2 separate regions of the Homo sapiens genome follow, and region 1 is linked to region 2. A link is an interaction called in ENCODE POLR2A ChIA-PET data of the cell type or tissue named here. Cell type or tissue: OCI-LY7. All regions are shown on one strand. Region 1 overlaps CARMIL1 (capping protein regulator and myosin 1 linker 1). Region 2 overlaps CARMIL1 (capping protein regulator and myosin 1 linker 1).

What was found. ChIA-PET counts read pairs that join two places held together with the same protein. Peaks named below come from ENCODE experiments on the same cell type or tissue, not always from the same donor. Only the 100,000 strongest peaks of a DNase experiment are listed, where the experiment ranks them.
Region 1: POLR2A ChIA-PET joins it to region 2 with 5 read pairs; 2 of 35 experiments call an interaction of 5 or more read pairs at or near these places.

Annotation. Positions count from the first base shown.
Region 1 is chr6:25,520,095-25,525,094 of GRCh38, forward strand. CARMIL1 (capping protein regulator and myosin 1 linker 1) reads left to right here. Exons shown (of 37, transcript NM_017640.6): 23 at 150-243. Among named protein-coding and RNA genes, the nearest start is that of SCGN, 130 kb to the right of the region's middle. In OCI-LY7, no CTCF peak of the experiment used is centred here; no DNase peak of the experiment used is centred here.
Region 2 is chr6:25,424,765-25,429,764 of GRCh38, forward strand. CARMIL1 (capping protein regulator and myosin 1 linker 1) reads left to right here. Exons shown (of 37, transcript NM_017640.6): 4 at 1,737-1,796. It also overlaps a transcript of LOC124901281 not described here. Among named protein-coding and RNA genes, the nearest start is that of CARMIL1, 150 kb to the left of the region's middle. In OCI-LY7, a CTCF peak has its summit at 134; a DNase peak (open chromatin) is centred at 2,947; H3K27ac peaks cover 558 bases.

The DNA of each region.
Region 1 (5,000 bases), 95 kb after region 2:
CTGCAATCTAGGGGCCTAAATGGTCTGGTGGTTTGGAATTTTCTAAGCTACTCTTGCAGCTATCCTTTTGGATTTTTAAAAGAAGAGTGCTGAATTAAGGTAATAGGAAGTTATTTTTAAATAAGTATATTATTTTCTCCTTTTTCTAGGAACTACACATTAAGATTTATGCCAATTCCTATGTATGATGCTTCTCAAGCCCTAAAAACAAACCCTGAAAAAACAGAAGACGCTCTGCAAAAGGTATTAAAGAATCAGTAGCTTAATTACAAGAAATTCACATTTGAATTGTGGTTATGTTCCTGAACTTATAAACAATACTTTGTTATTTTACGAAGTTTTTTTAAATTTTATTTTATTTTTTCACATTGTCTTATGTTCTTATGACCACAACTGGGGTAATGCATGACTGGGGGAGGAGTAAACTAAGGAACACTAAAGCTTGCCATACAATTTAAGTGGAATAAAAAAACATTCTTACAGCATCAACATGCCAGAGCTTAAGTATAGTTAACTTCTTGATTGGCTGGGGGAGAAATGTGTGGAACTGAGTATCAGTTTGCACAGCTTCCCTCCTCTTCATCCTCAACAGATGGATCCCTCTCTTCTTTTTTCATCAAGAAATTTAGAGTATTCCTGAGCTCTCACTTTACCATCCTCATCTATAAATGTATGTAAATCTACACCTATTCCTGCCTCTGTACTGGCAAACTCAGAGGTACCTTCCACTTCAAAGCCCAGCCATTCCCTGGTGCATTTGACCCCCTTATTCTGCCCTGTGCTGGAAACCTCTGAATCATTCCCTTGCTCTTCCATATCTTCATCCTTCTCTTTTTATGGCCACCTTTCTCTGCATTTTAGATGTGCTCAAATATTTCCCATCTGAAGATGCCTACTCCACTCACACTGTGGTATTATTTGAGGAATCTTTGAACTTTTCCAACCTCCTTTGTTCTTTCTCCTTGGCGATGTCATCCAAAAGACCACCAAGATGGCTAAATTTTAGAAAGGAAAGCTTCGTTAATGTTACTGGTTTGCAAACTGGGAAGAGACAGTCTCTGGTGTGTGCTGAATGTGCTCCTCTCTTCAAAGAAGGGAAGGGCAGGTTGGGTTTTATGCTTCACAAGGCCTGCATCGTACAGCCGAGTTGTACATATTCAGCAGGCTTGGGGGGAAGCTATACATGTTTATGAGGGGAGCAGAGTGCATGTGCAGTGGGTAAACATGTAACATACATCTCATATTCACTTTGGGGTGAGGTTTTAGCATTAAAATGAGGGTGATTTTGGTTCTTTATGTTAGAACTATAGTACACAAAGACAGTTTGTGAGCAGCCTCTGTACCCTGGCTGAAACTGGTTTAAGGTCTGCAGTTACTTATCAATAAAGAATGTGGATGGGCGCGATGGCTCACGCCTGTAATCCCAACACTTTGGGAGGCTGAGGCAGGCGGATCATGAGGTCAGGAGATCGAGACCATCCTGGCTAACACGGTGAAACCCCGTCTCTACTGAAAATACAAAAAATTAGCCTGACTAGGTGGCGGGCGCCTGTAGTCCCAGCTACTCGGAAGGCTGAGGCAGGAGAATGGCGTGAACCCGGGAGACGGAGCTTGCAGTGAGCTGAGATCCATGCCACTGCACTCCAGCCTGGCCGACAGAGCGAGATTCCATCTCAAAAAAAAAAAAAAAAAAGAATGTAAGGCTGGCCCTCTGTCCAGTCAGAGTCGTAGTGGTCTGGGTTGTAAATCACAGTAAAAGGGATCTGATAGCTCCTGTTGTTAGGGAGTTTAGAGCTGTAGGGATTTAGAAATTTGCCTTGCCAGCTGGCCCTGAACCCTTACCCCATAGGTAACTTTGTTTCCTTAACCTTAGGGTCCATCTTAGTTGATGAAGGAGTTGCTCAGATCACAGTGTTACCACCTTCCATCTAGTGTTCCAAAGTTGACTTTCCTCTATCATTTCTTCCTTAGCTAATCAATCAGTAACTCTACCATTGTGTAGCATAAATCTCTTCATTAGCTTTCCTTCCCTCTGTTCCCATTATGGATACCTTCCTTCAAGTCTCATCATTTCTTACCAGAATTGTTGTCACATTTGCCTCCTCTTGTCAGTTTTACATATTGCAATAAAAAATAGCCATCCTATTTCATGGTAAATCTGAGCAGACTAAAATCTTTACTCTATCCCTTCCTAGTGGCTTTCAGGATAAATAAAGCTGGGTCTCCTTAACATAGCAGGAAATTCTGTCCAGGATCTGCCTCCTGTACACTTCCCACTTCATCTCTGGCCAACTCTTTTGTTTTGACCTGTCTCAAGGAACTCGTTAAAAATGCAAATTATTAAGCCTCAGAAACTGGGGTAGGACTTAGCATTTGTGTTTTCACAAGCTTTCCTGGTGTTTGTAAGTTTGAGAATCCCTACTGTATTCCAGACATCCTTTTTCTTTCCTGACTACCATGCAGGTCTGTTGAGATTGAAATCAAGTGTCGGCTCATCCAGGAAGACCTCTCAGAGGCCCTTTCCTTCTCTAGGTGTGTGGTCTTAGGATTTCCTGTGCTCCTCTCTGTCATTGGCCTTGCAACATTGATTTAAGTTACCTGGCTCCATGTTTTATTCTCCTAATGGTCTATGAGTTACTTGATGGCAGAGCTTATGTATTTTTTCATCTTGCTTATTCTCACAGCACAGTGCCTAGTATGTATGACTGGATACTTCATTGATTGATTGATTGGTTGACAGGGTCTGGCTCTGTTGCCCAAGCTGGAGTGCAGTGGTGCAGTCATGGCTCACTGCAGCCTCAACCACCTGTGCTCAAGTGATCCTCCCATCTCAACCAGGACTACAAGCGTATGCCACTGTGCCCAGCTAATTTTTAAAAATTTTTATAGAGACGAGGTTTCACTATGTTGCCCAAGCTGGTCTCAAACTCCTGCACTCAAGTAATCCTCCTGCCTTGGCCTCCCAAAGTATTGGGATTATAGGTGTGAGCCACCATGCCTGGTCGCTTGAATGCTTTTTAGGCATATGTTGAATAGAAGACAATATGATTGGAGATGAGAGAGAAAAAAGCTGTGGTATGGCAAAAGAAATCAAGATTTGAATTTAGAATATCTGACTTAAAATTAAACTCGTCCCATAACCTTCAATAAGTTACTCAATTTTTTTGAAATTTATTTTTTTCAACTGTATAGGTAGGAAAAATAAAGCTATGTAATAACTATGTTTAGCTGACAATATGTAATTCTTACTGGGTGTCTGGCACTATTTTAAATGTTTTACATAAATTAATACATGTAATCCTTAAAATAAATGATGCAGTAGGTTCTAGTATTACAGATATGGAAAACAAAGAGTAGGAAGATTAATTTGCCTAAGGTGACCATGAGGATCCAGTGAAACAGTATATGTGAAAAGGAGTTTGTGAAAAGCTACATAAAAATATTAGATATCTTTATAATTTCCAATAGGATACTAATCAGTTTTGAATAAAAGACATATTCTAGAGAAACCAGGTTTCTGGTTTCAGATTTGAACTCTCAAGAGCTTGGAAGTTATCACTCCCATCCTCACAACAACAAAAAAATCTGAACAAACAGAAAACCAATGACTTTTCTTAGATCTGTCAAAGAACTTAAGCCACAAGGAAAACTATCACCCTGAAAACTGGGGACTGGAAAGAGAGGTACAGAGAATCACAGTGAATCATAGCCAAGATCAGCTTGCCAGGAGCTGAAGCTAGTAGGATAATAACTTACAGGACCACTTAAACAGTAAGTGATGAATTGCCAGAGACTTAGCACAGACTAGCTTAAGAGCCAAAAACTCCTAGGGGTCCAGTTTTAGGGAACCCCCACCCTTTCATGGGTTTTATTTCCATGAGTCCCAATGGGCTATCGCAGTAAAGATTGGAGAAAAATTTCCTTTTTTTTTCTGGCAGGGGGAAGGGTAAAATAACCATTTTGAAATATACTCAGAGCATTCTCTTCTAAATAACAAAGATCTACCAGCCAGAGAAACTACTTTAGTAGGACCTTACCTGAACAGGGGAAAGATGATTAAACAACCCGCCCTCTCTAACCTGTCTCACATAAGGGATAGGGTTGAAAAGGATAAGAAATATTTCCAAAGGCCATAGCCCAGGGACCAGGATTGCTTAAAAACAAACAAACAAAAACTAATCATAAGATTATAGAATACTTCCCCTTCCTAACACCTTATCACCATGTCAAGTAAAATAACAGTGGATTACAACTGAGCAAACTGCAAGACACAGATTGTAATTAAGAAAGAGTTTCTAGGGAAACCCCAAAATAATGGGATACAAAAGCAAGGACACTAGAGGAAATCAAAGCCTCTGGCATATACAGCTACAACAAATACTAAACAGAGCCCAGCTCTTAGCCAGTTAACATATAAAACCTCACACTAAAAGGCTGATTACCTCAGGTTGTATTACCAGGTATGTCATTTTCAGCTTTCAGCCAAAAATTACAAAGCATGTTAAAAAGCAACAAACACAGTGTGAAAGAGAGAAAACAAGCATCAGAACGAGACTTATCTATGATACCAGTTTTGGAATTATCAGAGCCCTTAAAATAACCATGATTAAGTTGTTAAGGGCTCTAGTGGAAAAAGCAGACAACATGCAAGAACAGATGGGTAATGTAAGCAGGAGATAAAAGCTCTTAAGAAAAAAAAATTAAAAGGAAATACTAGAGATAAGAAACCTGTAACAGAAATGAAGAATGCCTTTGATGAGGTTATTGGTAGACTGGACATGGCTGAGGGAAGAATCATTGAACTCTAAGATTCTTCAATAGAAACTTCCCAAACTGAATTGCACAAAGAAAAAAAGAAAAGAAAAGAACAGACTATCCCAGCACTGTGGGATAATTACAGAAGATGAAACTTGCTACTAATGGGAATACCAGAAGGAAAGAAAAGAGAGAAAGGAACAGAAGAAACATCTGAAGTAATAATGGCTGATAATTTTCTGAAA
Region 2 (5,000 bases):
TGAGGAGCATAATAATCTAGAAAACGTCTGCTGTCATATTACTTTGCAAGTATTTTGCAGTTCTGCATTTTTAAAGAGACTTAAATTGGAAGCTGGAAGCCATACTTGTGAGTATGGCTTATGCAGAAAGGCCACTGGAGGGCCAGCCAGTGGGCTTAACTCAAAGAAAAACTTTGGCACAGTATTAAAGGGTAGTGAATGAATATTTATTCATAAACTTTAAATTAAAATAATGAAGGAAGGTATGTATACTTTTTAGAAAATAATTTCCTGCTTTAAATGACTTTTCAAAACCAAATTATGTATAGATCTTGATAATGATAGGCAAGAAAACTTCTACTCTAATTTAATGCTTTTAAACATGTGCCTTAAATGTTGCATTTAGCTCTTGGAGGACAAAACAAACGTCTCAGTACTCTTTGTATTTCCAATACTGGCACATAGTGGGCTTTTCATAAGTGTTTGTCAGTTGACCAAGTGAATAATGAATGAATGAGTTCTCTTTCTACTTCCAGAGCTCATCAGTATACTTCATGTTGTTTAACTGGAGATTCAGGGGTTTTCTGCCCAGTATTTACTTCCCTCCCCACTATTAATAATAACTTCATCAGTATACTTTGAGATGTTTAACTGGAGATTCAGCGTTTTTCTGCTCTAAAATTTATTCTACCAACGTATCATGGTACAACATACCACCAGGGAGCAGAACTAAATCTCTTGTGGGTTTGGTTCTGGATGTGTTTTTTTATCATTATATTTCTCGGTTTAATGTGGGAGGGTAAAAAAATTGATCCAACTTGGTCCCCCACTGTCTCTAGCTCCATGCTCTGTGATTATTTGCTGAAATGGGGAAAATCCGGGAAGAAAGATTAGTGGCTGTTTATCAGGAAAAACAGGTAGAGAGTGAAAGACTGGGGATATTTTAAAGAAAAAGAAACTGCTGATTACAGGAGAAGAGAGGGGCACTTGTTAAAATAGAGAGGAAACAAATCATCATTTATTTACATGCAGAGAGAGAGGACTTTTGTTTAACTCTGTGTATTTCATTTAAGCACAACTTAAAATTCCTAAATATTGTATTCGTGTAAATATGGATTTAATTAGGATAAGTATAGATTTATTTCTCTAAATCCATTCAAACTGTGCATTTTTATGGAAGACAGTAGAAGGACGGCTGACTCTGGTAAGTGGTCAGAGTGTAACAAATAGCTGAAGGTTTAGAAAGAAGGGAAAAACAACATTGACTTTATCCTGATAGGACTTTCTGAAGCAAAATTTTGAAGTGAAAAAGGGAAAAAAGTGTTTAGATGGTTCCTTCCATACATTCATTTCTCAATGAATAAATAGTGGTTAAGTGCAAAAACTTATTAGGTTCGTGCCAAAGTAATTGCGTTTTTTGCTATTACTTTTAATGGCAAAAACTGTGATTGCTTTTGCACCAACTTCTACTATTGTGTTTGTCTCTGGATATAATTTTAAAAGTTGTGCATGCAGCTTCCTTTCTTTTCTTTTTTAGTAAAGTAACACCTTTTCTGAAATTTGATAAATCATGTTTCTATCTTGTTGAATGAATGGAGATATTAAACCAGCCCGCCTTCAGAAGATGCCCAGTGTCTTATTTGCTCTTGGGCTGTTTCTAGTTGTAGGATTTTTTTTTTTTTTTTTACCTTAAGTTATATGTTTTTTTAAAACCCTCATTGCAGGTCTTTTCTTTCCTCCTTTCCCCTCAATTGCAGCTCGAGTTAACCTTCAGCTACTTGGAGATTCATGGCGTCGTTTGCAGCAAGTCAGCTCAGGTGAGTGTGAAAAATGGATCACTGCAAGATCATGATCTTTCTTGAATTCTTGAAACCCTAAAATGTTCCTTGAGACAATGTGGATAAACAAGGTTAGGGAAGATGAAATTTTTGAAATGAGAGACTCAACACTGGCTGTGTGGACAGGAGTTGGGAATTCATTCTGATAAGGAAAACACATTCTCCATAACTCAGTTTGTGAAGAACAAATTAGCTCTTATGATAACCGGCAGTGTAAACGTGAGAGTACTGTTCCTTATAGAGTTTGTACAACATGCTTTAACACTAAAATTGCATAGCAATTGTATAGTACTATATAAGGGCTTAGTGGGAATATAGTGATAAATGAATTTTTTGGATTTATTAAAATGCTGATTTAAAAAAATAGCTTTATTGGGCTATAACTAACTGCAGTAAACTAAAGTGTACAATTTGATAAGTGTTGACATATGTATGACTCTGTCTTCGCCCTCTTCCCCACCTGCAGTCAATCTGCAGGTATCTACTTTTGGTTGCTGTAGTTTGCATTTTAAAAATTTTATATGAATGATGTCATACAATGTATACTTCTTCCTGTCTGCCTTCTTTCAGTCAGTTTAATTATTATTATTTTAATTTTTAATTTTATTTTTAGTTCTGGGGTACATGTGCAGGGTGTGCCAGTTTGTTACCCAGGTAAATGTGTGCCATGGTGGTTTGCTGCACCTATCCATCCATCACCTAGGTATTAAGCCCAGCACGCATTAGCTATTTTTCTTAATACTCTCCCTCCCCCAACCCCAGTTTAATTATTTTGAGATTGATCTACTTTGTTGCATGTCTCAATAGTTTATTCTTTTTGTTGCTGAGTAGTGTTTAATTGTGTGGCTATATTACAGTTCGTTTATCCATTCGCCTGATGTGAGGGACATTTGGGTTGTTTCCCATCTTGGCTATGATGAATAAAGCTGCTATGAATATTTAAGTACAAGTTTTTGATTGGACCTGTACTTTCATTTCCCATGTGTAATTACCTAGGGGTAGAATGGCTGAATTGTATAGTAGCTATATGTTTAACTTTTTGAGAAACCGTCACACTTTTCCACAGTGGTTTTACTATTTTACATTGTCCCCAGCAGCATATGAGAGTTGTAGTCCCTCCACATCCTCCCCAACACTGGTATAGTCAGTCTTTTTAATGTTAGCCATTCAACAAGTATGTAGTGCTTTTTCATTGTGGTTTTAATTTGCATTTCCCTAATGACAGAACATGTGGAGTATCTTTTTATCTGTTTATTTGCCATCACGTATTTCCTTCTGCCATTACAGAAATTGGGCTGTTTGTTTTCTTATTGAATTTTGAGTTTTTAAAAAAATACATTCTGGATACAAAGCCTTTATCAGATATTTTCTCTCAGTCTGGTGGCTTGTCTTTTCATTCCCTTAACAGTGTCTTTCAAAGAGCAGAAGTTTTAAATGTTGATGAAGTCCAATTTATCAATGTTTTCTTTTATGGATTGTGCTTTTAGTATCATATTGAATAAATCTTTGCTTAACCCAAGGTCACAGAATGTTCTATATCTTCCAGAAGTTTTACAGCTTTAGGTTACACATGTAGGCCTATGATCCATTTTGAAGTAATTTTTGAATATAAAGCTATGTATAGATCAAAATTTTTTTTTAGTTTGTCTTTTTTTTCTCATATGTGTATTATATTCACTTGTTCCAGTAACATTTGTTTGAAAGACTATTGTTTCCTCACTGAGCTTGTTTTCACCTTTGTTGAAATTCTGTAGTCCGTTTAAGTGTGAATCTATTTCTGGACTCTGAATCCCGTCTCCTTGCTACTATCTTCATGCCACTCTTATACTCTCTTTATTATTGTGGCTTGTTTACAACAAAATTTGAAATCAGATAGTGTTAGTCCTCCAACGTTTTTCTTCTTTTTCAAAATTGTTCTAGTGATTCTAGGTCCTTTGCAATTCCGTATGAATTTTAGAAACACCTCAGTTTCTATAAAAAGCTTGCTGGAATTTTGGCTGATATTACAATGAATTTTTAAATCACTTTGGGGAAGAGCTGACATCTTAGTAATGTACAGTCTTCGGACCTAAGAAAACTATATATTTCTCCATTTGTTTAGGTCTTTTTCAGTTTTTCTGAGTGTATTTTGTTGTAGCTTTCAGCGTACTGGTCTTACATATGTCTAAATTCATTCCTAAGTGTTTAATATTTTTTGATGCTACTATAAATTGTGTTATTTTTTACATTTCAGTTTTCAGTTGTCTCTTGCTGGTATTAGAAATATAATTGATTTTTGCATATTGACCTTATATCCTGTAACCTGCTATCTTGTTCTACTCACGTATTAGTTCTAGTAGCTTTTAAAAATAGACTTCATCATTTTTTACAAAGATGATGTCATTTGTGAATATGGATGGGTACCTTTTATTTTTAACATGGGTGCCTTTTATTTCTTTGTCTAGTCTTATTGCTATTGGGAGATATTCCTCCATTGGTGGAGCAATTCCTACATATTTTGCTGGGTATGCCAGGAATTTAGGGCTGTGACTTCTCTTTGCCCAGGCTATTTCTCAGGGTTGATAGCAATGAGCATCTTGTGGGATGGTGGAATAGTTCCATTGAATAAAGAACAGGCTTGCTTACTTCTTACCATGAAAACAGTAGATTTCCAATGTCCAAGGGTTCCTTTCTTGTCAGCAGCCTACTGTGTGTGCAAGCATCCATCTGAAGCACCATATGGGACTTTGAGGGCAGGGGAATCTATCCAAATGTGGTACACATGCCTTTTGTTGTACCATGAATCATAAAATCCTATGTCTCTGACCCAGGCGTCTCCTGTCTTCTGCAGCATCAATGAAACATCTAATAGGCTAACTTACTGGCCTACAAGTAGGGTAAAAACTCAGAACTTGGCAATTGTTCTGGTACTTATAAGACAGTGCTGAATGGAAGTGGCAAGAGCAAATCTTCTTGTCTTTTTCCTAGTCTTTGAGGGAACGCATTCATTCTTTCACCATTAAGTGTGATGTTAGCTGTAGGTTTTTAAAATAGATGCCCTTTATCTGGTTTAAGAAGTTTCTTTCTATTTTTAGTTTGTTCAGAGTTTTAATCAGGAATTAGTGTTGGATTTTGGCAAATGTTTTTTCTCTGTCTGTTGAGATTATTGTGTGGTTTTCTTTCTTTTTTTAAGCTTCTTAAAAT